Regions from separate parts of the Homo sapiens genome. Here region 1 is linked to region 2. A link is an interaction called in ENCODE POLR2A ChIA-PET data of the cell type or tissue named here. Cell type or tissue: B cell. All regions are shown on one strand. Links, peaks and the distances in the headings refer to the core of each region. The heading gives the core; the rest is flanking DNA. Region 1 overlaps CELA3A (chymotrypsin like elastase 3A). Region 2 has its middle 86 kb from the start of MIR4418.

Region 1 (12,067 bases), core at 2,624-7,623, 340 kb after region 2:
CCGGCTAGAGGAAGCAGAGATGCTAACCACTGCAGCCCCGATCTTAACCCTGAAGGGGAGGGATTGAGCTGTTAGAGAGAGGTACTCAGTTGACTTCTCCCTCTCTCTTTCCAGCTGGCATATCCGAATGGGCTGAGCTACCGGATTAAGAGGGACACCCCAAAGCCCCCATTGCTGGGTTATTGCTCCAGAGCCAATGTTCTTGGGGAAAGGAAGATATGCCCTTTGTCAACATTGCCACTGCTGGTCTGTAAACTCCTAGACGGCCAGCTGGTGGTTCACAAACCAGGACTCCTTGCTCTGGCCCTACCCCTACCTACCAGAATGACCGTGAACCCTTCCCCACTCACTCCTACAACCAGGTTTCCATCTCCTCTCTCAGCTTAGGTTTCCCTAACTGTAAAATAAAAGGGTTGGACTAGGTTAAGGACTTCCTGCTATTTCTCTCTCCCACACTCTAAGGTTCCTTAGGAATGCTTCAGAAAACAGCAGGGGTTGGGGCAAGGATGCCGCTTGAGTCCCAGAGCAACTCCAATTTCATAGGCACATAAATTTATGTGAAAGTATATACGTTTCGGCTTGTGTAAGATTATTTTATCATCCCAGGTAAAATTCAGCCTTTGTGCTTCATCTTTCCCCACCCTCCTGCTCACTCAGTTTGCTCCAAGAACACTGACCTTCTGGCTATTTTGCAAATCTGACAATCTGACAAGCTCATCTTCACTTCTTTTTTTTTTTTTTTTTTTTTTTTGAGACGGAGTTTCGCTCTTGTTGTCTAAGCTGGAGTGCAATGGTGTGATCTCGACTCACTGCAACCTCTGCCTCCCGGATTCAAGCGATTCTCCTGCCTCAGCCTCCCGAGTAACTGGGATTACAGGCACGAGCCACCACACCCGGCTAATTTTTTGTACTTTTAGTAGAGACGGGGTTTCGCCATATTGGCCAGGCTGGTCTCGAACTCCTGACCTCAGGTGATCCGCCCACCTCAGCCTCCCAAAGTGCTGGGATTACAGGTGTGAGCCACCACGCCCAGCCTTTTTTTGAGGCAGAGTCTCATTCTGTCACCCAGGCTGGAATGCAGTGGCATGATCTCAGCTCACTGCAACTTCCACCTCCTGGGTTGAAGTGATTCTCTTGCCTTAGCCTCCCAAGTAGTTCAGATTACAGACTTGCACCACCCTGTCCAGCTAATTTTTGTATTTTTAGTAGAGACAGGGTTTTGCCATGTTCCCCAGGCTGGTCTCGAACTCCTGACCTCAAGCGATCCACCCACCTCGGCTTCCCAAAGTGCTGGGATTACAGGCGTGAGCCATCGCACCCGGCCTCATCTTCACTTCTTTTGCTGATCTCTGCTTGCAGTGCTCTTTCCTGAGATCTGTTCACCCAGGTTCCAGTTCAACTGTAGCGTCTCCTTTTCTGCCCACCTCCTCTATCCCCCGACCCCGGGCACCCTTCCAATTCCTTTATAACCTGTTACTTTGTTTTTGTGATTACCTAGTTATTTTCTATCTCATCCACTAGAGGCAGTGTCCACAAAGCTAAGGACTTTGTCTGCCCTGTCACCACCATGACCCCAGTACTTAAAACTGAGCATAGGCCGGGCACGGTGGCTCACACCTGTAATCCCAGCACTTTGGCAGGCCGAGATGGGCGGATCACAAGGTCAGGAGATCGAGACCATCCTGGCTAACACGGTGAAACTTCATCTCTACCAAAAATACAAAAAAATTAGACGGGCGTGGTGGCGAGTGCCTGTAGTCCCAGCTACTCGGGAGGCTGAGACAGGAGAATGGCGTGAACCCGGGAGGCGGAGTTTGCAGTGAGCTGAGGTCACGCCACTGCACTCCAGCCTGGGCGACAGAGCAAGACTCTGTCTCAAAAAAAAAAAAAAAAACAAAAAAACAAAAACTGAGCATAGGAGCCAGGCGCAGTGGCTCACGCCTATAATCCCAGCACTTTGGGAGGCCGAGGCAGGCGGATCACCTGAGGTCAGGAGTTCGAGACCAGCCTGGCTAACATGGTGAAACCCCGTCTCTACTACAAATACAAAAATTAGCTAGGCATGGTGGCAGGCGCCTGTAATCCCAGCTACTCAGGAGGCTGAGGCAGGAGAATTGCTTGAACCTGGGAGGCGGAGGTTGCAGTGAGCTGAGATCACGCCATTGCACTCCAGCCTGGGCGACAAGAGTGAAACTCCATCTCAAAAAAAACGAACAACAACAACAAACTGAGCATAGGCTGGACAAACACTGAATGAATGGATCAATGAGTGAGTAAAGGAACAGAGCAGCTGGGCGTGGTGGCTCACACCTGTAATCCCAACACTTTTGGAGGCTGAAGCAGGAGGATCCCTTGAGCCCAGGAGTTTGAGACCAACCAAGGCAACATAGTGAGACCCATCTCTACAGAAATTTTTTAAAAATCAGCCTGGTGTGGTGGTGCACATCTGTGGTCCCAGCTACTTGGGAGGCTGAAGTGGGAGGATCACTTTAGCCCAGTAGATTGAGGCTGCAGTGAACTGTGATTGAGCCACTGCACTCCAGCCTGGGCGGATAGAACAAAACTCAGTCTCAAAAAAAAAAAAAAAAAAGGTCTGGGCATGGTGGCTTACGCCTGTAATCCCAGTACTTTGGAAGGCTGAGGCGGGTGGATCACCTGAGGTCAGGAGTTCAAGACCAGCCTAAGCAACATGGTGAAAACCCATCTCTACTAAGAATAGAAAATTAGCTGGGTGTGGTGGTGCATGCCTGTGACCCCAGCCACTTGGGAGGCTGAAGCAGAAGAATTGCTTGAACCGGGGAGGCAGAGATTGCAGTGAGCCAAGATTGTACCACTGCACTCCAGCCTGGGCAACAGAGTGAGACTCCATCTCAAAAGCAAAAAAAGAAAAGAGAAAGCCTGAATTTTATGACAAATCCAATCTGAAAAAGACCACTAGGGATGTAGCTGTAGTTTAACAAAATTAGGCTTATTAACTTGATGTAGCAAGAGAGACAACACACCAGAGAAACTGTGGAGGGTCTCACCAAACAAAAGAAGAAATGGGATTATCATAGGATTTGGAGGAGGTTGGAGTTTAGGTGAAATTGAAATGAAGCCGTGTTGATAGGTGCAAAGCAAAGCTGGCAATGTGTAAAGGGGTTAACATCTGGCGTGGGCTGAGAATCAGACTCAGAGTCTTGTTTCCTTGGACACCACAAAGGTAAGACAAATATAGACTATTGTGTCCAAAAACCCTTTATCTGAAGCTCTGCATCTGGGTAGATACAGGCTATGTCTCTGTATCAAACCTGGCTCTTCTGACCCACTAGAGAAGCGTGGGATGTTCTGCTCTCACTGATGTGATTTCAAACAGCAAAGTTTCTGACAGTCTCTGATTTTAGAGAATGAGATTCCTTTTTTTTTTTTTTTTTTTTTTTTTTTTAGGTGGAGTTTCACTCTTGTCGCCCAGGCTGGAGTGCAATGGTGCGATCTCGGCTTACTGCAACCTCCGTCTTCTGGGTTCAAGCAATTATCCTGCCTCAGCCTCCTGAGTAGCTGGGATTACAGGTGCCCGCCACCACACCCAGCAAATTTTTGTATTTTAGTAGAGATGAGGTTTCACCATGTTGGCCAGGCAGAGAACAAGATTTCTCAGCACTGTCTTTTTTTTTTTTTTTCTTTGAGACAGTCTCGCTCTTTGGCCCAGGCTGGAGTGCAGTGGCGTGATTTTGACTCACTGCAACCTCTACCTTCCTAGTTCAAGCAATTCTCCTGCCTCAGCCTCCAGAGTAGCAGGGATTACAGGCATCCACCACCACGCCCAGCTAATTCAGCCTCCCAAAGTGCTGGGATAGCACTACGTCTTTGATGTTAATTGACAAAAGAAAGTTTGACAGATTCACCTTTTTTTTTTTTTTTTTTTTTTTTGAGACGGAGTTTTGCTCTTGTTGCCCAGGCTGGAGTGCAATGGTGTGATCTCGGCTCACTGCAACCTCCACCTCCCAGGTTCAAGTGATTCTCCTGCGTCAGCCTCCCTAGTAGCTGGGATTACAGGCATTTGCCACCACGCCCAGCTAATTTTGTATTTTTAGTAGAGATGGGGTTTCTCTATGTTGGTCAGGCTGGTCTCAAACTCCCGACCTCAGGTGACCTGCCCACCTCGGCCTCCCAAAGTGCTGGGATTACAGGCATGAGCCACTGCGCCCGGCCTCACCTTTTTTTTTTTTTTTTTTTTTGACAGAGAGTCTTGCTCTGTGTCCCAGGCTGGAGTGCAGTGGCATGATCTTGGCTCACTGCAACCTCCACCTCTCAGGTTCAAGCAATTCTCCTGCCTCAACCTCCTGAGTAACTGAGACTACAGGTAAGTGCCACTACACCCAGCTAATTTTTAAATTTTTAGTAGAGACAGGGTTTCACCCTGTTGGCCAGGCTGGTCTTGAACTCCTGACCTCAAGTGATCCACTTGCCTCGGCCTCCCAAAGTGCTAGGATTACAGATGCAAGCCATTGCGCCCAGCCCAGATTCACATTTGATCTCAATCATCTGACCTATGTCCAGAATATATAAAGAATTCTACAAACCAGCCAGGCGGGGTGGCTCATGCCTGTAATCCCAGCACTTTGGGAGGCTGAGGAGGGCAGATCACAAGGTCAGGTATTCAAGACCAGCCTGGCCAACATGGTGAAACCCCGTCTCTACTAAAAATACAAAAATTAGCCAGGCGTGGTGGTGGGCCTGTAATCCCAGCTACTCAGGAAGCTGAGGCAGGAGAATCGCTTGAACCTGGGAGGTGGAGGTTGCAGTGAGCCAAGATTGCACCACTGCACTCCAGCCTGGGTGACAGAGTGAGACTCCGTCTCAAAAAAAAAAGGAATTGAAGTATTGACATTGTGCCTTCTTGAAAAATGCATTGCTGGCTTTTCATGATTTAGAAATCAAAAGCAAAAAATTATTGGCCTTGACATTCTAATCATTATTCAAAGAATTAAGTTATTGACTATATGGGTTTTAAAAGACTTGAATTGATAAGACTTGGAGATTTGAACAAAGGAAAATTGAATGCTGGCAGTTTTAGGCAAGATTCCCTGACTCTCTGCTGCCCATGTGTGGAGAGAACTGGGTCATCACAGCTCCCAGCCTCCCTCTGAGGATGGGTAGAGGTCCCTTGGGGGCCCGCTGGCCAGCCACATTATGAAATTACATATATCCCACTGCCCTTTACTCTGAAACTATTTTGGAGAATTATCCAAGGGTTCTTCCTGACTCATTGGGAGGAAGTGGACACTCAGCCTTTGCAACCCTACTGTGCCTTGGCAACGCCTGACAGTTACATGTCAGCAGGCACTGTCTGTCTGACTCAATAACAATGATAAATGTGTGTGGTTTCAGAACTTCCTCCCCACCTCCCACCACCCTCATGATGCGGAAGTCTCTGTTCAGCTTGACTCCATTTCTTCCCTGCTCTCACTCTGCCCTTGCCATACCAGTTCTCAGGCTTTGCAAGACCTGGAGCTTGCAGGCAGATCACCTGAGGTCAGGAGTTCAAGACTAGCCTGGAGAACATGGTGAAATCCCGTCTCTACTAAAAATACAAAAAAATTAGCCAGGCATAGTGGCGTGTGCTTGTAATCTCAGCTAGTTGGGAGGCTGAGGCAGGAGAATCACTTGAACCCAGGAGGTGGAGGTTGCAGTGAGCCGTGATTGCGCCACTGCACTCCAGCCTAGGAGACAGAGTGAGACTCCGTCTCAAAAAAAAAAGAGCTGGAGTGAGAGTAAGGATGGGAAGAGAGTTGTAGGGGACGGCTGAGATGCCAGAAGTGGTTTAGGAGAAAAATGGGGCCAGTTTGTAACGTGTAGGGGCAGTGGATGGGAAAAGAAAAAAAAAAGAGAATTTGAAGGAGTATTGTTGATACAATCACTTTGGAGAGCAATTTGGCAATTGGTAAAGTTGAAAATGAGCATGTCCTCCCAGTCAGCATGTCCATTTCTTGGAATATACCCTAGAGAAACTCTCCTACATGTGCACCAGGAGACATGTCCAAGGACATCCACTGAAGCACTGTTCACAATCACAAAAAATTAGCTCTGCTTTAAATATCCATGAGGAAGGAATAAAGAATAATAAAAATTTAGGCAATGGGATATGCTACAAACAGCAGCAACGAACTAGAGATAGACCTCAAAAACACAACATTAAGGCCAGGCGGGGTGGCTCATGCCTATAATCCCAGCACTTTTGGAGGCTGAAGCAGGCAGATCACTTGAGGTCAGGCATTCGAGACCACCCTGGCCAACATGGTGAAACCCCATCTCTACTAAATATATATATATATATATGTGTGTGTGCATATATATATATATATATATATATATATATATATATATATATATTAGCCGGGCATGGTGGTGGGCACCTGTAGTACCAGCTACTCAGGAGGCTGAGCCAGGAGAATCACTGGAACCCGGGAGATGGAAGTTGCAGTGAGCCGAGGTGGCACCACTGCATTCTGGCCTGGGTGACAGAATGAGACTCCATCTCAAAAAAAAAAAAAAAAAAAAAAAAAAAAAAACCCACAACATTGAGTGAAAGAAGCAATTTGCAGGACAGTCCATACAGCATGAAGCTGTGCATGTATTTTTAAAAACCAAAACAATGCAATATATTGGTTTTGGATATTTATATATATGATAAAAACATAACAGCACAGAATAGAAGGACAAACACCAAACTCATATTATCAGTTAGGATAGGTTAGGTCCATGCCTCTGTGATAAATAACACCCAGTCTTAGTGGCTTATAACAGAGTTTATTTCATGGTTGGGCTACATGTCCATCAGGGGTTAGCAGAGCCTCCAGTTCACATCTCACTCTGGGACCAGGCTGACCAGCAACAACCAGATGTCACAGCAGAGAGAACGAGAGCCTGACAAATTGCTTTGTCTCTCAATATTTCACCTTGGCAAGCCTAATGGCCAGACCCAACTTTTTTTTTTTTTTCCCCAGATAGACAGGGTCTCACGGTCACCCAGGTTGGAGTACAGTATGTGAGCACCACTCACTGAAGCCTCAACCTCCCAGGCTGAAACAATTCTCCCACTATAGCCTCCCGAGTAGCTGGGACTACAGTCAGATGCCACCATGCCTAGCTAATTATTTTATTTTATTTTTAGTGGAGACGAAGTCTCATTATGTTGTCCAAGCTGGTATCAAACTCCTGGGCTCAAGCAATCCTCCTGCGTTGGCCTCCAAAGTGTTGGCATTACAGGCATGAGCCATCCCATCCAGCCAAGGTGATAGATGTATTATTATTATTATTTTCTTTAAGACAGAGTCTCCCTCTGTCACTCAGGCTGGAGTGCAGTGGCATTATCACGGCTCACTCAATCCTCAATGTCCTTGGCTCAAGCGATCCTCCTACCCTCAGCCTCACAAGTAGCTGGGACTACAGGCATGTGCCACCATGCCTGGCAAATTTTTTACTTTTTGTAGAGACGGCATCTCTCTATGTTGCCCAGGCTGGCCTTGAACTCCCAGGCTGGTCTTGAACGCCCAGGCTTAAGTGATCCTCCCACCTCGGCCTCCCAAAGTGCTGGGATTATAGGTGTGAGCCACTGTGCCTGGCCCAAACCTAACTTTAAGGGGGCAAGAAAGAGGTATCCTATTATGTGCCCAAAAGCAAAAGCAGTAATTGATGGATAAAAACCCTCTGTCCATCATGGTGATGACTTTTGGGAAGAATACAAAGGTGCTTCCACCTTAACTGTGAAAACTGGAAATAAAATCCTAAGCCCTCTCAACCACTGAATGGGCCTCCTCTTGGCCAAGAGGACCCCAGAGAAATCTTAAAATTTGAGTTCCCAGCCATGACAGGATGGGAGTCAGGCACACCTCATTAGACTTCCTTTTGGTGGTGTAGACACAACTGACCAGCATTAATGTTAAAAATTAGGCCGGGCGCTGTGGCTTATGCCTGTAATTCCAGCACTTTGGGAGGCCAAGGTGGGCGGATCACCTGAGGTCAGCAGTTTGAGACCAACCTGGACAACATGGCAAAACCCAATCTCTGCTAAAAATACAAAAAATTAGCCGGGCATGGTGGCCCATGCCTGTAATCCCAGCTACACAGGAAGCTGAGGCAGGGGAATCACTTGAACCCAGGAGGCAGAGGTTGCAGTGAGCCGAGATCGCGGCATTGCACTCCAGCCTGGGTGACAGAGTGAGACTCCGTCCCCAACCCCCGCAAAAAAAAATTAATGTTAAAATAGAGATCTTACAACTGACAGAACAGATTCTCAGTGGCAGTAAGATACCAAATTATAACAAGAGCTAAGGTCATGCCAGATAAGGGTTAAGACCCCTACACTTAAAAAAATAAGCTATGTTCTAACTGCCACAAGATTTTTCTTTCTTTGTTTCTTTTTTTGGAGACAAGGTCTCAATCTGTCACCCAGGCTGGAGTGGTACAGTGGTGCAATCACAGCTCACTGCAGCCTCAACCTCTCGGGCTCAAGTGATCTTCCCACCTCTGCCTCCCAAGTAGCTGGGACTACAGGCATGTGCCACCCCACCCAGCTAAGATGGGGTTTTGCCATGTTGCCCAGGCTGGTCTCAAACCCCTGGGTTCAAGCAGTCCTCCAGTCCTCCTACCCTAGCCTCCCAAAGTGCTGGGATTATAGTCATGAGCCACCGTTCCCAGCTGCCTGAGATTTTTCCTTTTCTCTAGCAGCTCAACAAGCACTGGCCTTGAGATCAATAATATTAAAACAACTGCAGCTCATCCACCACCAGACCCTAACAGACCCCCTGCTCCTGCTCCAAAGCCATAACTCCAGCTTTGATTGGTAAGGACACAGATTTCAGTAACTTTCTCCTGATAAGAAGACCACAGAGCATGGACTGGTTCTGTCTGGTTTACAGAAGCTGCACTTGAGTACCTTCATGTTCCTGCTTCACCTTTTGATGCACAGGGTCTTGTTTTCATGCTTAAAGAGGTGGGGTCTCACTATGTTGTCCAGGCTGTAGTGCAGTGGCTATTCACAGGTGCGATCATAGTGCACTGCAGCCTTGAACTCCTAGCTTCAAGCTACCCTCCTGTCTCCACCTCCTGAGTAGCGGGGACTATAGGCACATGCCACCATGCCCAGCAGTAATGCATTTAAATGTCAAGTCTCCACCCCACAGTGAACATGGGACACATGTAACATACGTTTGTTCAGTACACATGTGTCAGGACCCCCTTTGTTAATATTTACAGCTCCTTTTTTTTTTGAAACGGAGTTTTGCTCTTGTCACCCAGGCTGGAGTGCAATGGCACGATCTCAGCTCATTGCAACATCTACCTCCCAGGTTCAAGCAATTCTCCTGCCTCAGCCTCCCGAGTAGCTGGGATTACAGGCACCCGCCACCACATCTGCCTAATTTTTGTATTTTTTAGTAGAGACAGGGTTTCACTATGTTGGCCAGGCTGGTCACGATCTCCTGACCTCAAGTGATCCACCCACCTCAGCCTCCCAAAGTGCTGGGATGACAGGCATGAGCCACTGCGCCCAGCCCACAGCTCCTTCTATAACCTGTTGAATATGTATGTTTAGCCAACTCTTTCAGCTTCAAGCTTCCACTCCAATCCCTCCTCCTTTGGAGTGCCTGTTTCTCCTCTTTGCAGGAGGCTACACTTCCCAGCCTGTCAGCATGGCCACCATGCAGGCTGTAACCCTTTATAAGATATAAAATCCCCTTTCCAAATTTATAGACCCTGGCCAGGTACAATGGCTCACGCCTGTAATCCCAGCACTTTGGGAGACCAAGGCGGGTGATCACTTGAGGCCAGGAGTTCGAGACCAGCGTGGGCAACATGGAGAAACCTCATCTCTACTAAAAATACAAAAATTAGCTGAGCGTGGTGGCGTGCGCCTGTAGTCCCAGCTGCTTGGGAGGCTGAGGCAGGAGAATCGCTTGAACCCGGGAGGCAGAGGTTGCAGTGAGCTGAGATTACACCATTATACTCCAGCCTGGGCGACAGAGCGAGACTCCAACTCAAAAACAAAAAAAATAAGCCAGGCATGGTGGTGGGTGACTGTAGTCCCAGCTACTCGGAAGGCTGAGGCAGGAGAATCGCTTGAACCTGGGAGGCGGAGGTTGCAGCGAGCCAGGATTGTGCCACTGCCCTCCAGCCTGGGTGACAGGCTGGATCTAAAAAATTATAGATCTCTTGATTTTTTTTAGTGAATGATTGTAATTAATATTTTTTAGAATATGAAGCAAAATGTGAAATTTGTTAATTCTGAAGGGAGGATACCTATCTGAGTCTCTGCTATATTATTCTCTATGTTGCATCTTTTTCAGTTGTAGCTGAAAGTATAAAGGGAGGCTACAAATGGGCCATTAATATCAAAGTCATTTGTGTGTGTCCTTGCTGGGACAATCTTCCCTTTCATGGTGTTCAAAGAGAAATATGAGGAAAGAGATTCCGTTGAATTTTTTTTTTTTTTTTTTTTCAGACAGAGTCTTGCTCTGTGCCCAGGCTGGAGTACAGTGTCACAGTCTCAGCTCACTGCAGCTTCTGCCTCCTGGACTCAAGTGATTCTTCCACCTCAGTCTTCCGAGTAGCTGGGACTACAAGTACCCACCACCACACCTGGCTAATTTTTATGTTTTTTGTAGAGATGGGGTTTTACCATGTTTCCCAGGCTGGTCTCAAACTCGTGGGCTCAAGTGATCCACCCACCCTGGCCTCCCAAAGTGCTGGGATTACAAGTATGAACCACCAGGCCCAGCCAGACTCCCTTGTTTTATGTTGCTTTTGTCTGTGTAACAGCATTCTTTTTTTTTTTTAAGAAGGAGTTTCGAACTCGTGACCTCAGTTGATCTACCTGCCTCAGCCTCCCAAAGTGCTAGGATTACAAGCATGAGCTACTGCACCTGGCCAGCGTTCTTCCTTTCAAAACTCAACTGTTTGCTGGCTCTGGGCTCGTGCGCAGCATTGTGTGTACCTGTGTGTGTATACCTGTGTACCTGTGTGTGTGTCTTCTCCCCCCTTCAGTAAGGGCTCTTCCTAGGGTTGCCTGACTTGTCTCTGTTTTTCCAGCCCTGAACTTGCCACAAGGCAGGTACCTAATACATGTTTAATGAATGACCGTGATATGCTCATGACATGGTTAGGCTTTGTGTCCCCACCCAAATCTCACCTTGAATTGTAATCCCCATAATCGCCATGTGTCAAGGGAGAAGGTAATTGAATCATAGGGCGGTTCCCCCATGCTGTTCTCATGATAGTGAGTGAGTTCTCGCCAGATCTGATGGTTTTATAAGGGGCTCTTCCCCCTTTGCTAGGCAATTTTCCTTCCTTCCACCTTGTAAAGAAGGTCCCTTGCTTCCCCTTCATCTTCCACCATGATTTTAAGTTTCCTGAGGCCTCCCCAGCCATGCTGAACTGTGAGTCAATTACACTTCTTTCCTTTATAAACTACCCAGTCTCGGGCAGTTCTTTATAGCAGTATGAACACAGACTAAGAGAGCTATCTTTAAATAATGAGCCACTTCAGGGCAGGAACCATGTCTCCTTACCCCTCTGAGCCCTCCTCTAAAACAAGGAATAAGTGTTTGTTGAATGGACGAATACCAAAGCCCCCAGCCCATCAGTGGAAGCAGAACACACATTGTCCTTCCCACTCTACCATGAGCCTCCTCAAGGGCTGGCAGGGTCTGTTTATCTGCAGAGTTTTACCATGTTTATATGCCTGCATTGAAAAGCTACTGACTTATGTGCGACTATATACTAAGGCGACCAACTTGTCCCATTTTTCCTGGTACCTTCCCAGTTTTAGCATTAAATGTCCAGTGTCTTCACTCCTGAAGTTCCAGGCAAACCAGGATGGTCAGGTCACCGCACAGCAACTCCCTTCTCTCCCAGCATCATTTTTCCCTCATCTTCGTATGAAAGGGTTGGACCTGGTCCTGTCTCTGCATATGAGATCTAAGATTTTAGGAACAGGCCAGAGGGGAAGAGGTGAGTCAACAAAGAAAGAAAGATTCAACTTGGAATTTTCTGAGAGATCTTTATTCTTTATTCAGGATGTGGGATCGAT
Region 2 (15,945 bases), core at 877-5,876:
GCCTGCACCAACCCCACACCCTCTGCCCAGCCCATCTCCTGGTTTCACTTTGGCCTCCACCAGCCATTCTACAACCAACCACCAATCCAATCTTCCTTCCTTCCTTCCTTCCTTCCTTCCTTCCTTCTTTCCTTCCTTCCTTCCTTCATTCCTTCCTTCCTTCTTTCCTTCCTTCCTTCCTTCCTTCATTCCTTCCTTCCTTCCTTTCTTTCTCCTTCCTTCCTTCCTTCCTTCCTCTCTCTCTCTTTCTCTCTCTCTCCTCTCTCTCTCTTTCTTTTCTTTCAAGACAGAGTCTTGCTCTGTTGCCCAGGCTGGAGTGCAGTGGCTTGAGCTCGGCTCACTGCAACCTCTGCCTCCCGAGCTCAAGTGGTTCTTGTGCCTCAGCCTTCTGAGTAGCTGGGATTACAGGCACCCGCCACCACGCCTGGCTAATTTTTGTATTTTTAGTAGAGACAGGTTTTCGCCATGTTGGCCAGGCCGGTTTTAAACTCCTGACCTCAGGTGATCCGCCCCCCCTTGGCCTCCCAAAGGGCTGGGATTACAGCAGTGAGCCACCGTGCCCAGCCCAATCTTTTAAAAACATAACTCACATTAGGTCACCATCCCTCTGAAATCCTTCTGGAGCTATTCGTTGTACTTGGAATAACACCCAAACCTGACCGTTGTCTAGAAGGTTCAGAGTGATCTGTGCTTTCTTTACCTCTTGTACTGAATTTCTCATCATTCTCTTCCTCACTTGCTAACTCCTGACTCCTTTACATTGACCCCTTTTTATTGTTCTTTAAATTCACCCAGCTGGTTCTACCCTCAGGTCCCTTGCCTTTACTGTTTAATTTGGATGCTTTGCCCCCAGACTGGACTGGTTCTTTCTCATCTTGGAGAATCTTAGTTCACAAGTCCTCCAAGTCCCTCTTTGTCATATCAGCCAGCTGAATTTCTTTGTAGCACTTTGCACTGTTGGCAAGTATTCTGTTGATTTTTTCCACCTGCTTACTTCCTGTGTCCCAGCTACAGACTCAGCACTCTGAGTGCAGGACGCTTGCCTGTCTCCCTGCCTAGGACATTGCATACTCACTGTCTAGGACAGTGCCTGGCACATACGGACTTACAATAAAGATTTGTCGAATGAGTAACTGAATGACCCTTCTCCCCTAGTCTCTATCTGTATTAGTCCGTCATTGTGTTGCTATACAGGAATACCTGAGACTGGGTAATTTATAAAGAAAAGAGGTTGAATTGGCTCTGCAGACTGTCCAGGAAGCATGGTACCAGCATCTCCTTGGTTTCTGATGAGGCCTCAGGGAGCTTCCAATCATGGTGGAAGGTAAAAGGGGGAATCAGTGTATTACATGACAAGAGATGGAGCAAGAGTGAGGGGAGGTACCATGCTCTTTTTAAACAATGAGATCTCCCGTGAACTCACTGCGCAAGAATTCACTCATCACCAAGGGGATGGCGCTAAGCCATTCATGAGGGATCCACCCCCATGATCCAGTCACCTCCCCCAGGCCCCACCTCCAACACTGGGGATTGCCTTTCAATCTGAGATTTGGAGAAGACCAGCATCCAAACCATGTCCCCTATTTTAACTGCTTTCCTCTCCTGGTTTTGGACAGAGGACCGTGACAATGCTGCCCTCTATCTGGACTGTGTTCTGGGGGGTCTGCCTCTCCCAACTCCCAGGAAGAACCCTGGCCCCCTGAGCATCTGTGACATCGACTCTTCCCTCTGGGCTCAGGAGGACTACATACTAAGCCTGCCCCACCAGGGCCATCACAGCAGAAACGGCGTCAACAACCTCCTCTGCTTTCACATGGGCTGGCTGGACCTGAAACTTTTCTCTTTCTCTTGAAGAATCTTATTGAGGGCTACAAAAAGGAGCCAACACAGTCCAACATCCTTACGTTTTTCTACCAAATTCCCTAAGGCTTTAGCCCTTGAGGCACAAAATCAGAGTCTCAGTATACAACTAGTATAGTTTAGCCAAGTGCCTCCTATTACCTAACAAGAATTTTCAATTCCCCAGCAAGGACTGGGGAACCCTCCCAGGCCTGCATCTCCCCTCAACTCAGCTCATTCCACATTTTAGGTTGTCATCTATAATATATCATTTTGGGGTACCAATTTCTAAATACATCATTACTGTTTTAGTTGCTAATGACTAGAAACATGACTGTAATGAGCTTAAGCAAAAAGGGGAAGGCATTGGTTCATATAAGTAGAATACTGACGGTACGACAGTTTCAGGCATGGCTGGATCCAGGGACTCAAGTGATGTTTCCAAGACTCTGGCCATCTTTCTTCAGTCCTCTCTCTGTAGTTTTCAGCTCTGCTTCCTTCTGTATGTTAGCTTAAATCTCAGACAACCTTTACCTCACAAGGTGAGAAAGAAACTATGCCAAGTCTCTGCCAAACTCTACATTGCTTATGATCCAGTAAGTTGTTTTCTCCCACAGTCCATACATCTGACCTCGTGGAAGGAATCCAATTGGCTGTGTTTGGATCAGCTGCCCAGTCCTTGGGCCAAGAACTATGAGGGTGAGACCCATGGCAAAACAACAGACATAGCAGGGAGCCCTGCCATTGATTGATCCACTGGAACCATGCGGGATGGGAACCCGGGGAAGACATAGCAAGCGATGTCCCTTGCACCTGTGCTACAAAGGTTATCCTTGATTCAAATGGAAAACAAAACAGTAATGCCTATAAACCCATCAAAACCCATAAGCATTATAGTTGTGTCCACGCAGGTCATGATGCCAGTACTGTTTCCATGACAAGGCACAGATAGGCTGTGAGTCCTGAGCAAAGCCCAGGGCTAAAGCTGTAATTCCACAGCTTTCTCCTGCACCCAAAAAGCTGTCCAAAAGTATGTGGGTGAGAATCATGATAACTCAATTCCTTCTGAGTCTCAGTGACTTTCTGTAGAATTAGCTGGGATACACCTCCCACAGATTTTCACTTGCTAGGCAAACACTTGAAAGCTGTTGTTCTAATGAATGAACACAGTGATTCCCACAGTATATCCTATAAGATATAGTTGTCATGGGAAGGAAAAAGAATTACGTGGTCAAATACGTTCAGGCAAAATGGATGATATGGTTTGACTCTGTGTCCCCACCCAAATCTCATCTCGAATTGTAATCACCACATGTCGAGGGAGGGATCTGGTGGGAGGTGAGAGGTGATTGGATAAGGGGGGTGGTTTCCCCCATGCTGTTCTCCTGATAGTGAGGGAGTTCTCATGAGATCTGATGGTTTAAAAGCGGCAGTTTCCCCTACATGCTCTCTCTCTCCTGCCACCTTGTGAAGAAGGTACTTGCTTCTCCTTTGCCTTCCACCATGATTGTAAGTTGCCTGAAGTCTCCCCAGCCATGCAGAGCTATGAGTCAATTAAACTTCTTTCCTTTATAAATTACCCAGTCTCAGGTAGTATCTTTATGGCAGTGTGAGAACAGACTGATACGCTACATTAAACAATATCAATCCAGCTTCTTTCATGGAGGATTTTTCAGAGCCTTTAGGTGCTAATGAATATTGTGACTTTCCAAGAGGGAGAAATAGTTTGCAGCATTTCCCAAAACAATTCACCCAAGAAGTTCTTTTTTGGCATATTACCTGGTGGCTCTCATGACCCATGGGACGCACTTGGGGAGTGGAAAGATGACGGGACTTGGAGACAGCACAGCCAGGTTTGGAGCCCAGCTCTGCCGTTTGGTAGCTGTGTGACCTTTATATTTTGAGCCTCCATTTGCTCACTTGTAACATGGGATCATTATCATTATTGCCTTACCTGTTTTATTTTTGCCTTGTTTTGAGGGTTATATATATGAAGTCATCCACTGAGAGCCTGGCACAATGAGTTATCCTTCTCTGAACTAAATTCTGCTCTTGCAGCAGAACCGTCAAAGGATATGAACAGTGTCCTTGGTGGTGATAGCCTAAGAGTGTCACCCACACACTGAATCCCCCAGGTACAGAAGTCTGGTAACCTTGGGAACTCAATAGCTTGCTTGCGCCTGACATCCTGAAACTGCCCTCCAGCAAGCAGGTGCCTCTGGCCTACGTCACAGGGAGCTTTAGGAATGGGAAATGTCAATGTCTAATGGCTCTGACCAATAGGTTGAGGTGCATGCATTGAAGGAGGGGAGATGTCAGTTCACCCGAAGCAGAAACCTTCGGGAACCTCTTTGTCCAGTGACCATTGCTATCTAATTATCCTGGGAACTGTCTGACTCTTAACTTCTGAACCCCTTATGTTTACATTACTGAAACTTTAAATGTTACAAGTTTTATAAGTTCTACCCTATGGGTATAAGGCATGCAAAAAAAATTTTTTTTTTTTTTTTGAGACAGAATCTCCCTTTGTCACCCAGGCTGGAGTGGAGTGGCACAATCTCAAGTGATTCTCATGTCTCAGCCTCCCGAGTAGCTGGGATTACAGGCGCCTGCCACCATGCCCGGCTAATTTTTGTATTTTTAGTAGAGACGAGGTTTCACCCTGTTGGCCAGGCTGATCTTGAACTCCTGCCCTCAAGTGATCCGCCTGCCTTGGCCTCCCAAAGTGATGGGATTACAGGCAAGAGCCACTGCGCCCAGCCAAAAAAAAATTTCTGTTAAGGATGCTGTATTTGACTACACTTAAGTTTTGCATTCCATTAGTCATGGATACAGAGCTGACTAGAGGGTAAGTGAGACTGGAGGGGCCTGTACCCAGAATCTATCCCTTTGGGATTCATCTCCCCTGATTCCATGACTTTGTAGAGGAGGTGGGAGGAGGCGGCTCAGGAGCTATCCGGCCCATCTTCCCTGCTGAAACTGGGGAACCAAGCAGGAGTAAGAGATTAAGATGCAGATGGCCCTGATCCCCAAAGCCAGCCTTTTAAAGCTGTGAGCTTCACCAGCAAGGCAACACTTTCCCTTTCTCTTATAAACCAAGTTATGTTTCTGTCTCTTGCAGCCAAAAGAGTACTGATTAATCTGAGGAGTGTTTGAGCCATTTATTAATAAGCAGTTATTCAGCCAGGTGCGGTGGCTCATGCCTGTGATCCCAGCATTTTGGGAGGCCAAGGTAGGAGGATCACTTGAAGCCAGGTGTTCAAGACCAGCCTGGACAGTAAAGTGAGACCCCAGCTCTACATAAAATTTAAAAGTTAGCTGGGCACAGTGGTGTGCACTTGTAGTCCCAGCTATTATACTTGGGAGGCTGAGGTGGGAGAATTTCTTGAGCATAGGAGTTCAAGGCATAGCAGCGAGTTATGATTACATCATTGCACTCCAGTCTGGGCAACAGAGTGAAATCCTATTTAAAAAAAAAAAAAAGCAGTTATTAAACAAATGTTTATTGAGCACCTACTATCTGCCAGGTCCTAGTATGAGTTCTGGAAATGCAATAGGGGACAAAGCAGACATGTTTCCAGTCTTCCTAGGCCTGTCTGAAGTATAGACTCAAAGGGTGAACTAACTTAAAAATATCACCTTTAGGCCAGGCACGGTGGCTCACACCTGGAATCCCAGCACTTTGGGAGGCCAAGGCAGGCGGATCACTTGAGGTCAGGAGTTCGAGACCATCCTGGCCAACATATAGTGAAACCCTCTCTCTACTAAAAAAAAATACAAAAATTAGCTGGGCATGGTGGTGCACACCTGTAGTCCCAGCTACTTGGGAAACTGAGGCAGGAGAATCACTTGAACCCGGGAGGCAGAGGTTGCAGTGAGGCAAGATTGTACCACTCTACTCCAGCCGGGCAAGAGAGCGAGACTCCATCTCTCAAAAAAAAAAAAAAAATTCACCTTTAATTCCCAGTTATAAAATGAATACAAGCCAGGTGCAGTGGCTCACACCTGTAATCCTGCAGCCTTTAGGAGGCTGAAGCAAGAAGATTGCTTGAGGGGAGGAATTTGAGACCAGCCTGGGCAACATAGCAAGACCCTGTCTCTGAAACAACAACAACAAAAAAATAGGCAGGGGGTGGGGGCTCACGCTTGTAATTCCAGCACTTTGGGAGGCCAAGGTGGGAGGATCACTTGAGGTCAGGAGTTCAAGATCAGCCTGGCCAACATGGTGAACCCCCATCTTTACAAAAAATACAAAAATTAGCTGGGTGTGGTGGCGCACACCTGTAATCCCAGCTACTGGGGAGGCTGAGGTTCAAGAATCGCTTGAACTCGGGAAGTGGAGGTTACAGTGAGCCAAGATTGTGCCACTGCACTCCAGTCTGGGTGACAGAGCGAGACTGTGACTCAAATAAAAAAATAAATAATAAAAAAAATAGCAAAACAAAAAAAAACACAGAAAAAGAAAAAAATAAGAAAAAAAACCATAAACTCCTTGGAATATAAAAAACAGTAGAAAGAAGACATATACAAAAAAAGTAGAAGAAAGATTTAAAAATTGACTCATCATCCCATCACCCTGGGACAATTACTATTAACATTTTTATGTATTTAGTTTTTTCAAAACAAATATGCATTTTAAAACGAAAGAATGTGAAATTTATAGCTTTTATCTTGCATTTCCATAAAAGGCATCATGAATATTTTCCCATGTCATTAAATATTCTTCAAAAGTTTTATTCTGAAAAACCATGATTCAAAACAGCTGTACTTTTTTTTAAGCACATTGATCAACAGCGTTTTAAAAAATGAATCCTCTGTTTTGGGGCAGCCAGGTTATTTCCAACATCATGCCGTGATAAATAACACTGAAATGAACATCTTTGTACAAAAAACAAACTTCGCCCGTATCAAAAGACTTCTTTAGATAAATCTCCGGAGGTGGCATTGTGGTAGGCCATAGGAAATGAATATTTTAATGTTTTTGGATGGATATCACCAGTCTGCCCTGCAGAGAAGCTGTATCAGTCTGGATCCCAGCCAGTAGGACAGGAGCAGTTCCATTCACAATACCTTCCTCTTTTAGAATTTACTTGGGCTGAGATTGGGTGAGACCCATGAGACACTTGCCTGGGGCACAAAATTTGAGAGGGTGCCAAAAAGCTCAGTAATTAAGATAAATACTATTTCAATGCAATACTTTATTTAAAAATCAAAGTTAACGCCAAAAGAAAATCCATGATGAATCAAATATCAAAATTTTAAATAAAAATAAGATTTGACAGTGTCCACCACACGGCTATGTCGAAGCCTGAGGAAAACCGCGTGCCCCTATACACATGATTTTACGCATTTTTCAAAAATATGCTTCCCAGAATGTTAAAGAAGCTGAAAAGTTATTAAAACATTAAAAAGTGGGTTATTAAAACTCACAATAGTATTTTAAGCTTAAGTATCTAGAGAGTATATTCATATCTTTTTCTAAAGTTTTACATTCATCAAACATACTTTCAAAGTTTTCTCTCATTTGTTGTAACTTACAACTCTCAATTGAGAAAGAAAAATAAGCATGGCCAAGTGTGGTGGCTCACGCCTGCAATCCCAGCACTTTGGGAGGCCATGACAGGAGGATCGCTTCAGCCCAGGAGTTCGAGACCAGCCTGGGCAACATGGTGAAACCCTGTCTCTACAAAATATCCAAAAAAAATTTAGCCAAGTGTGGTGGCACCTGCCTATAGTCCCGGCTACTAGGGAGGCCGAGTCAGGAGGATCGCTTGAGCCTGGGAGGTCGCAGCTGCAGTGAGCCAAGATCACACCACTGTACTCCAGCCTGGGTGACAGAAAAAAAAAAGAAAAAAGAAAGAAAGAGAAAAGAAAAAAAAAGAGAAGCAAATAAGTACAAATAAGTAGACTGACTTTACATTTTGATTGTTATTGATGAGTTTATTTTCAGCAAAGACAGGCAGGCAAAATTATAATACATTGTGATTTTGCTATAAATAAAATATCGAAACTTAAAAAATAATGTTGTGATTTTTAGTAGTCTTGCTTTTTATTCTTCAATATTCCTTTCCTTAATGTTCTAGAAAAAAATTATTGAAAAACCACCTAAAATACATATACACAGGCGCACATTTTTCCTTTTGCTTGGGTTCCAATATGGCTTGGCACGGTGGCCCTGGAATTTAGCTCAGTCGTGGTTGATGTGAAAATGACAGTGGTTACATATTCATTTATTCATTCGCTCATTCAGTCATTTGATTTTGTGCACATATTATGCTGGGTCCTGGGAGGAGGGGTGTACATAGATGAGTGCCACACAGTCTGCCCTGGGAGGCAGAACCGATGCCAGTGAAAGAAAACATCTTTTGGACCTGGTCCTATCATTCACCAGCTCTTCCGCCTTGAGCAAGCCTTCAACCTTTCCAGGCTCAGTTTTTCCTCTTGTAAGACAGTGATTTTAAAACCCTCCCTTGCAGGGTTGGTGTAAAGATTACATGAGATGATGGAGGTGAGGTGCTTGGTGCACAGTGACTGATGACGGTGATGCTGTGATCATTTATACGTCCAGTTACTTCAAGCCATTCATTCTGCAAACAAATCTGGAGCAGCACCTAATGTGCCAGGCACTGCGATTGACTCTAATAATTGTGCCAACACATCTTAAGTCTAACCTCAAGGTGCATATAATCCCAGGGGCAGTCGGCATTAATGGATAAATGATAATATAATGCAATAACTCCTTGACAGAAGTTGTGTCCTGCAGGATGAAGAGGAGTTTGCGAGGCAGAGAAGGGGGAAGAACAGAGACAGGAGGCAGGAAGAGTCTGGGCAAGAGCGTCAGGTCCAGGTGGCTTCAAGGAGGGCGAGTAGTGCCGACCCAGCCGAGCTTACTTCACCCTCAGAAGAGATTCCTTCACGATCCCAGTGGCCGGGGCGCAAGCTGGTCTCTCCCTGTCTGCCTGCAGTAAATGGCGTTAAGTGCTGAGTGGCTACGGGATTTCATCCAGGACACAGAACAGGGGACTCCAGGACACTGATTCAGTGAAGGCCGAACTTTGTGTTTGTCCTTTGGGAAAAGCTGGAGAAGCCATGGCATTTATGCTTGTTTTGCCCTTTTTCAAATCCCATCTTTGATTATTCACCCCTCCTTCCGCCGTCGTGCATATGGACCGTCCCTGACATTTGGCCATGAGTGTGTTCAGAGACAGCCGCCTGTAAATCACATCCTGTCAACCTGGAGCCAGTGAGAATCGAATGAATGTGACTCTCCCTGTTCCCCACCTCCCGGCCCCCCAACACCCTGTAAACGCCATGAGAGCCCGGGGTTCCTGTCTGGCCGCTTCCCCCGTGTTGGAGGCAGCACGTGGCCTGTAGTAGATGCTGGACGAACCCGTTTTGAATCGACACGAGCCAGGTGATGGGAGGACCCTTTTGGGATGTTTTAGCCGCAAGCTGGTTAAGCGCGGAAGACTTCTCCCTTTTTCTCTGCATCTTCCCAGTTTCCCTGGCTGTGTCCCGTGGGGCCTCCCAGCCTCTCTGTCTGGAAGTTACTGAGCTATAAACAGACACCTAAATGAACGAGTTTAGCTTTTAAAGAATCCTTTGAAGAAGGATTGCAACGTGACTAATCACCCCCTAATTTATTGGCCTGTAAATTTGCATTTTCCTACAATACATTTTTCTTCGCAGAGGGCCCTCGCATCCCACAGACAAAGGCAATTTCAGCTGTGGCTGAGCTGCCCATTTAGAAGCTACAGATGCTTGTCTTTTCCAGCAGTGGAGTCATTATATTGTTTTAATGTCAAGAACGAGATTATAGGCAGGCAGGGGCCAGGAGAGAGGGTGGGGGCGGGGTGGGGGCGGGGGAGGGGGCAGGAAGGAGGGGAAGGATGCGAGGGGGGCGGGGCTAGGAGAGGGCTGGGGTAAGGAGCTTGGGCAAGTGAGCGGGAGGTCAGGGGCAGGCCGCCTGGGCCCACTGTTGCCCCCTTTCTTGGCCCCTGTTGCAGCCCCTGCTCAGCTCCATCCTTCTGTACCTGGAACTGCCCTGCTACACCTCGCCCCTCCCCACTCTGGCCTCCCCTCCCCCATCCCTTGGCCAGGGGACAGGGTCGCGCAGGATTTATGGAGCTGGCCCCTGCGGAGAGGATCCGGGGATAAATCTCAGCTTATTTAGGAGCGTGATCTACATTTATTGCACTTAATGTGATCTTTAACGTGTCCAAAAGGGGCCCATAAATCCCAGCCTGGCCGGCTCTGCCAGCAGGGCCCCTGGGCCAGCCCCTCCCCTTGCTGGGGTGAGCTAGTGCGAGTTCCTGGGTCTGTTGATCCCCCTTTCCCTGGGGCTCGCGCCCTGGCTCAGTCATCCAGGAGTGGTGCCCTCCCTGAGAGGGCTGAAGCCACATCCAGAGTGTATGCCAGGTTCTGCTGAGACCTGGGTTATACCTCTCTGGGACAGAAACAGCGCATGCCTCTCTGACTGGGTAACTTCTGAGATCCTTTCCCGAGCTAGATCTGAAAGCGCCAAGATTTGTAATTAACGTGATGCAGGCGGAGATGACAGCAGTGAGCCGAGCAGAGCAGAAGGGAGGCCATGAGAACAGCATCCCAGTGCGGAAGGCAGAGGCGGGGAGAGGGAGAGTCTACCAACACTGCTTCCTATGGTTTTTATAAATATGAGCCCGTGCATATCTAACAACGGTGGGCTCCCTAATGTAGATGGCAGTTTACAATGCATAAAGCACGTCCACACCTGCCCTCCCACTGCCCAGAGGAAGAAACAACGGCTTCCAGAGGCCACACTTGCTTAAATTCACAAAATTAATAAGCAGCAAACTGGACACGGACCTGTCTCTTTTCACAGGACCACGCTGCCCAGATGTGTGGGCACATGTGTGTACCCCCCAAAGCACACACAGATGCTGTGTCCTTGGGAGCATGCCGTGTGTGTGTTTGTGTGTGTGTGTGTGTGCACGTGCACGTGGGTGCGCCTGCTGGAGCACTCCCGGTGGAGATTGTGCAGACACACTCGAGGTCACCACATGTATGTTTTTAATCCTTTTGTCTCTGTTTTTCTCCCAGCAAAAAGAAGCCATGCCTAGCTGTTAAGAATCTGTATATTCGCATGTGTGTCTCTTGGGTGTGTGAGTGCGTGTTTGGAGTAGGGTGGGAAAATGACGGGGAGGCAATCCCAATTAGTCTATTTGCCTGGAACAAGAGAAGCAGCTTTAAGAACCAGCTCTCATATCAAAGATCATTCTCGTCTCTGGATTAGAGATTACTGTCCCCACCCCTATTTTGGCATCAGCTGGCAGCATGCCCAGCCTCAGGAAACACACTGTGCACACATCTGTCTGCACACACGTTTGCATGTACATGTGAGACACAGGGTTGAAATCCAGGACCCAGCAAGGAGCATTAGGACTGCCACTTAGGGTGAAGGGCATGGCTCATCTATACCCAGAATGCGAGGCGTCCTTTCACAACGATGGGAAGCAGCATGTGAAATGTCAGTGCATCCCTGCACTGAGGTTTTCCTTTGATTAAATTCCTAGAAGTAGAATGGCTACCTCAAAGGTTGTACACATTTGAGAGATTTCTACTAATTCCTTTTTTTTTTTTTTTTTTGAGACAGAGTCTCACTCTGTCGCCCAGGCTGGAGTGCAGTAGTGTGATCTCGGCTCACTGCAACCTCCGCCTCCCAGGTTCAAGCGATTCTCATGCCTCAGCCTCCTGAGTATCTGGGATTACAGGGGCGCCCCACCACACCTGGATAATTTTTGTATTTTTAGTAGAGGCGGGATTTCACTATGTTGGCCAGGCTGGTCTCAGACTCCTGACCTCAAGTGATCCATCCCACCTCGGCCTCCCAAAGTGTGGGATTATAGGCATGAACCACTGTGGCTGGCCAGTTTCTACTAACTCTTGCTGAATTGCTCTCTGGAAAGCAGAATCTGGGACGGGAGGGTCTGCTTGATAACGGGAACGGTTTTGTTGATAAAGGAGGAGTTTGGGAGTCAGTCCCTTGGGAGCAAAGGGCTGGGGTCATCCTGTCTCTTTTGCTGTGGTTTGGGGTGACAGAGGAAAGGAGGGAGGTATTGAAAGCATTCTGCCACCCTGAGTCTTTTGCCAAGGACCAACCCGACTTTATGCCACCTGGGACTCTGTCCCTAACACCACGTCTGCAGTCCCTGTGCACAGGAGAGGAGCTGAGTCAACACTGGTGAGAGAACAAATATTTGTTGAACGGACCAATGTTTGTTGAATGTTCCAAAGTTTGCTGATGGAACGAATGTTTGTTAGGAGAACACTATTGTTCTTGGAAAAGCCGCTGCTGATTCACAGGCTACTTCCCTTCTCCAAAGTTCCTGGTAAGCTCATGGCCCACCTCAGCAGAGCCACAAAGGGGACCACAACAGCCTCCTCCTGGCCGCATCAGGCGGCTTCAGGAGGGTGGGCTGGTCGTCTGTCTTCTCTGAGATTCCAGGATGCAGCCCATTTCCCTCTTCCCGCTGTGTTCGAGAAATGTCGGTTAAATGAATAAATGCCTTGGTTTTAGATCCCTGCTCGACTCACCGCTACTGCTCAGTGAGGCATAGGGTAGGTTGCTTAACCTCCCTAAACCTCCACTCTCAAATACAAAATGAACAGACTGGCCTCTCTGTGGCTATCCATCTTTTTTTCTTTAAAGTCGAATTTTTTTCTTCAAACAAATTCCACTCCAAAGTGCTGCCTCCCCTCCCTCCATGGAACCTCTAGGGTTCTGTGGTACCTAGTTTGAGGGCCCCTGGAATTGTTTGTGTCTAAAATCCACACTAACCCAGGGGCACCATGGCTGGACTCAGCACCATGGATTTCCCCCAAACATAGATGATCATTCAAGAAAATGTGAAGAAAGGGACGTTTAAATCAGGGAGGAGAACTGTGAATTAGATAGAAACACTGTATCGATATTAAATATCCTGGATTGTGAAATTATATATTCTAGATTATATAAGAGAAGATCTTCATTCTTAGAAAATACTCACTTAAGTAGGAAGGCAAACAGTAGCATCACACGGCCTACTTTCAAATGGTTCAGAAAAAGGGAATATATATACATAGAATGAGAAAGCAAATACAGCAAAATGTCCGAAATGCTGAATATGGACAAAAGATACCCAGGAATTCTTTGTACTATTCTCTTGCAACTCTTCTGTAGGTTCGAATGATCTCAAAATAAGAAGCTTTAAAAATAATTCATCTTTTTTTGAACTACTTGGTAAAAAAAAATGTAAAACTTTAAATATTTCTCATTTTAAAATAATAAAAACGAAAGAAGAGACTCTAAGGCCAGGGAGCGTCTGTCTGAGTATCTACAGGCCCAATCAGGTTAGTCCTTTCTGAAGGCGGAAGGGAGTAGGCGGCAGGGAACTCTTCTTCTTCTTTTTTTTTTTTTTTGAAATGGAGTCTCGCTCTGTTGCCCAGGCTGGAGTGCAGTGGCGCAATCTTGGCTCACTGCAACCTCCTCCTCTGGGTTCATGCCATTCTCCTGTCTCAGCCTCCCGAGTAACTGAGACCACAGGTGCCCACCACCACACCCGGCTAATTTTTTTTTTTTTGTATTTTTAATAGAGACGGGGTTTCACTGTATTAGCCAGGACGGTCTCGATCTCTTGACCTCATGATCCACCCGCCTCAGCTTCCCAAAGTGCTGGGATTACAGGCGTGAGCCACCGCTCCCGGCCTCTTCTTCTTCTCCTTCTCCTTCTTTCTTCTTCTTCTTCTTCTTTTTTCTTTTTTTTTTTAAGATAAGGTCTTGCTCTGTTTCCCAGGCTGGAGTGCACTGGTATGATCATGGCTTACTGTAGATTTGACATTCCCAGGCTCGAGTGATCCAGAACCCTCCTCTTAAGTAAACTCACTGGCCAGAAGTTTGGCTGCACAAAAGCTGGGGCTTGGCTGCCTCTTGCAGAAGCCGAAGTGGCCCAAGTTTTCAATGTGCTACCAGGTCCCACTGGGAGAATTTTGCTGATGAATATGACCTCTGGGGCTGCTTGATTTTCTAGCCTTGTTTCCTGGGACAAAAGAGGAGGAGGAGAGGAAGGGAGGGAGAGGAGGGGGAGGAAGAAGAGGAAGAAGACAAAGGTGGTGAAGGTCTAGAAGAGATAGGAAAGAGATGCTTAGGGAGGAGACAGGAAGGAGGAGGGGTCATGGAGAAGGATGGAGTTCAGGGCAGCTGCAGCAGCAGAAGCTGGGTAGCCACTCGATGAGGGTGTTGTTGAGAAGATTCAAGAGATGCTTTTGAGGCTCCCTCCAGCCTTGAAAGAGAAAAATTCAAGGACTGAAAGAGGCAAGAATGTTCCTGGTATGTGGACGTGTATGTAGGTGCGCATGCACACGCACACGCACACGCACGCACACACACAGCCCCGTCCCTTCTGCTCCCATGGCAAGAATATGGCTCTTGACATTTATTACAAGTGAACAAATATGTGGGTTGGTGTACATCAGGGCTGAGCAGCCCACCTGGCTGAGGGACTCGTGAGAGGCACTCACCTGCGATCCTGAAATCCAAGAAGCTCCAAAGGCCGTGTTTTCTATTAACTCATAAGTCTGGTAAAACACAACTTGAAATGTCATGAGGCTATTTATGGCCTTTATTTTCCCCCACTTACTGTGAATATTCACACATTTCACTGCAGAAATAGTCACGTTTGCTTACTGAGTGCTGCTCAGGCCCTACAGAGGTTATTATGAAATCTATGGTATATGCACCAAATTCCCCTTCTAAAATCAGACACATTCTGAAGTCTGAAATGTATCTGACCCCAAGGGTTTTAGATAAGGGACTGCGGACTTGTATGAGGGTAAAATTGTAGTTTCCAGAAGAGGGGTGGGGAGAGCAATTTGCAAGGTGCCCGTGTGTGATTGTGTGTGTGTGTGTGTGTGTGTGATTGCATGTGTGGGTACGTGTGTGTGTGTAAAGTCTTGATTTGGGTGCCAATGTTGATCTCTGCAACCAAGCATCAAGATGTTGGCTTTGGGTCTTACAGAAGAATGGGATTCATTCATCCATTCATTTTGGAGACATTAGTATGGTCGGTTGAAAAGAGCAAAGCTCACCTTATACATAAAGTGAATTATAGGCACAAACAAAGAAAGTGGGGAGCAGGCAGAGGGCTAGAGTTAACCACCAATCCCCACTCACTAGGACATAGTGAGGCCAAGTCCTGTCCCAGGTCCCCTGCTTGACCCCTCCTGGCTCTATGCCTCTGACTTGCCTTTTCTACTTCTTTGTTCCCAGCTAGACTATGCTCCACCACACTCACCTGGCACATTTCAAGGCCCATAGCGATGCAGCGAAGCTGGATGGAGCTGGTGTACCAGGGGTGGACGGAACGGATGCACCAGGGGTGGATGGAGCTGGTGCACCAGGGGTGGACAGAGGAGACGCACTAGGGGCGGATGGAGCTGATGCACCAGGGGTGGACGGAGCTTGTGCACCAGGGGTGGACGGAGCTGATGCACCAGTGTTGGATGGAGCTGGTGTACCGGGGGTGGATGGAGCTGATGCACCAGCGTTGGACAGAGCTGATGTACCAGGGGTGGATGGAGCTGATGCACCAGCAGTGGATGGAGCTGATGCTCCAGGGGTGGATGGAGCTGGTGCACCAGGGGTAGACAGAGCTGATGCACCAGGGGTAGACAGAGCTGATGCACCAGCGTTGGATGGAGCTGATTCAGCAGGGGTGGACATAGCTGATGCACCAGTGGTGGATGGCGCTGATGCACCAGGTGTTGATGGAGCTGATGCCCCAGGGGGTGGATGGAGCTGATGCACCTGGGGTGGACGACGCTGATGCTCCTGGGGTGGATGGAGCTGATGCACCAGGGGTGGATGGAGCTAATGCACCAGGGGTGGATGGAGCTGATGCACCAGGGACGGACGGAACTGATACGCCAACTGATGCACATAGCTGTGGTTAAGGAAGATGTTAGCATTTGGGAAAGCGGCGTGAAGGGTATGTGGGAACTCTCTGTAGTATCTTTGCAATTTTTCTAGAAATCTAAAATTATTCCAAAGTAAAAAGGTTATTTTTTTTAAACCTTGTCTTGATTCCACACCCC

What was found. ChIA-PET counts read pairs that join two places held together with the same protein. Peaks named below come from ENCODE experiments on the same cell type or tissue, not always from the same donor. Only the 100,000 strongest peaks of a DNase experiment are listed, where the experiment ranks them.
Region 1: POLR2A ChIA-PET joins it to region 2 with 5 read pairs; 2 of 35 experiments call an interaction of 5 or more read pairs at or near these places.

What each region holds. Positions count from the first base shown.
Region 1 is chr1:22,012,493-22,024,559 of GRCh38, reverse strand. CELA3A (chymotrypsin like elastase 3A) reads right to left here. Exons shown (of 8, transcript NM_005747.5): 8 at 12,018-12,067. LINC01635 (long intergenic non-protein coding RNA 1635) reads left to right here. Exons shown (of 3, transcript NR_110692.1): 3 at 115-566. Among named protein-coding and RNA genes, the nearest start is that of LINC00339, 6.7 kb to the left of the region's middle. RefSeq lists silencers at 1,521-1,640, 5,255-5,314 and an enhancer at 5,515-5,604. In B cell, for the core only: CTCF peaks have their summits at 4,870 and 5,092; a DNase peak (open chromatin) is centred at 5,259; H3K27ac peaks cover 1,027 bases.
Region 2 is chr1:22,344,717-22,360,661 of GRCh38, reverse strand. No RefSeq gene overlaps it. Among named protein-coding and RNA genes, the nearest start is that of MIR4418, 86 kb to the right of the region's middle. In B cell, for the core only: no CTCF peak of the experiment used is centred there; no DNase peak of the experiment used is centred there; H3K27me3 peaks cover 2,254 bases.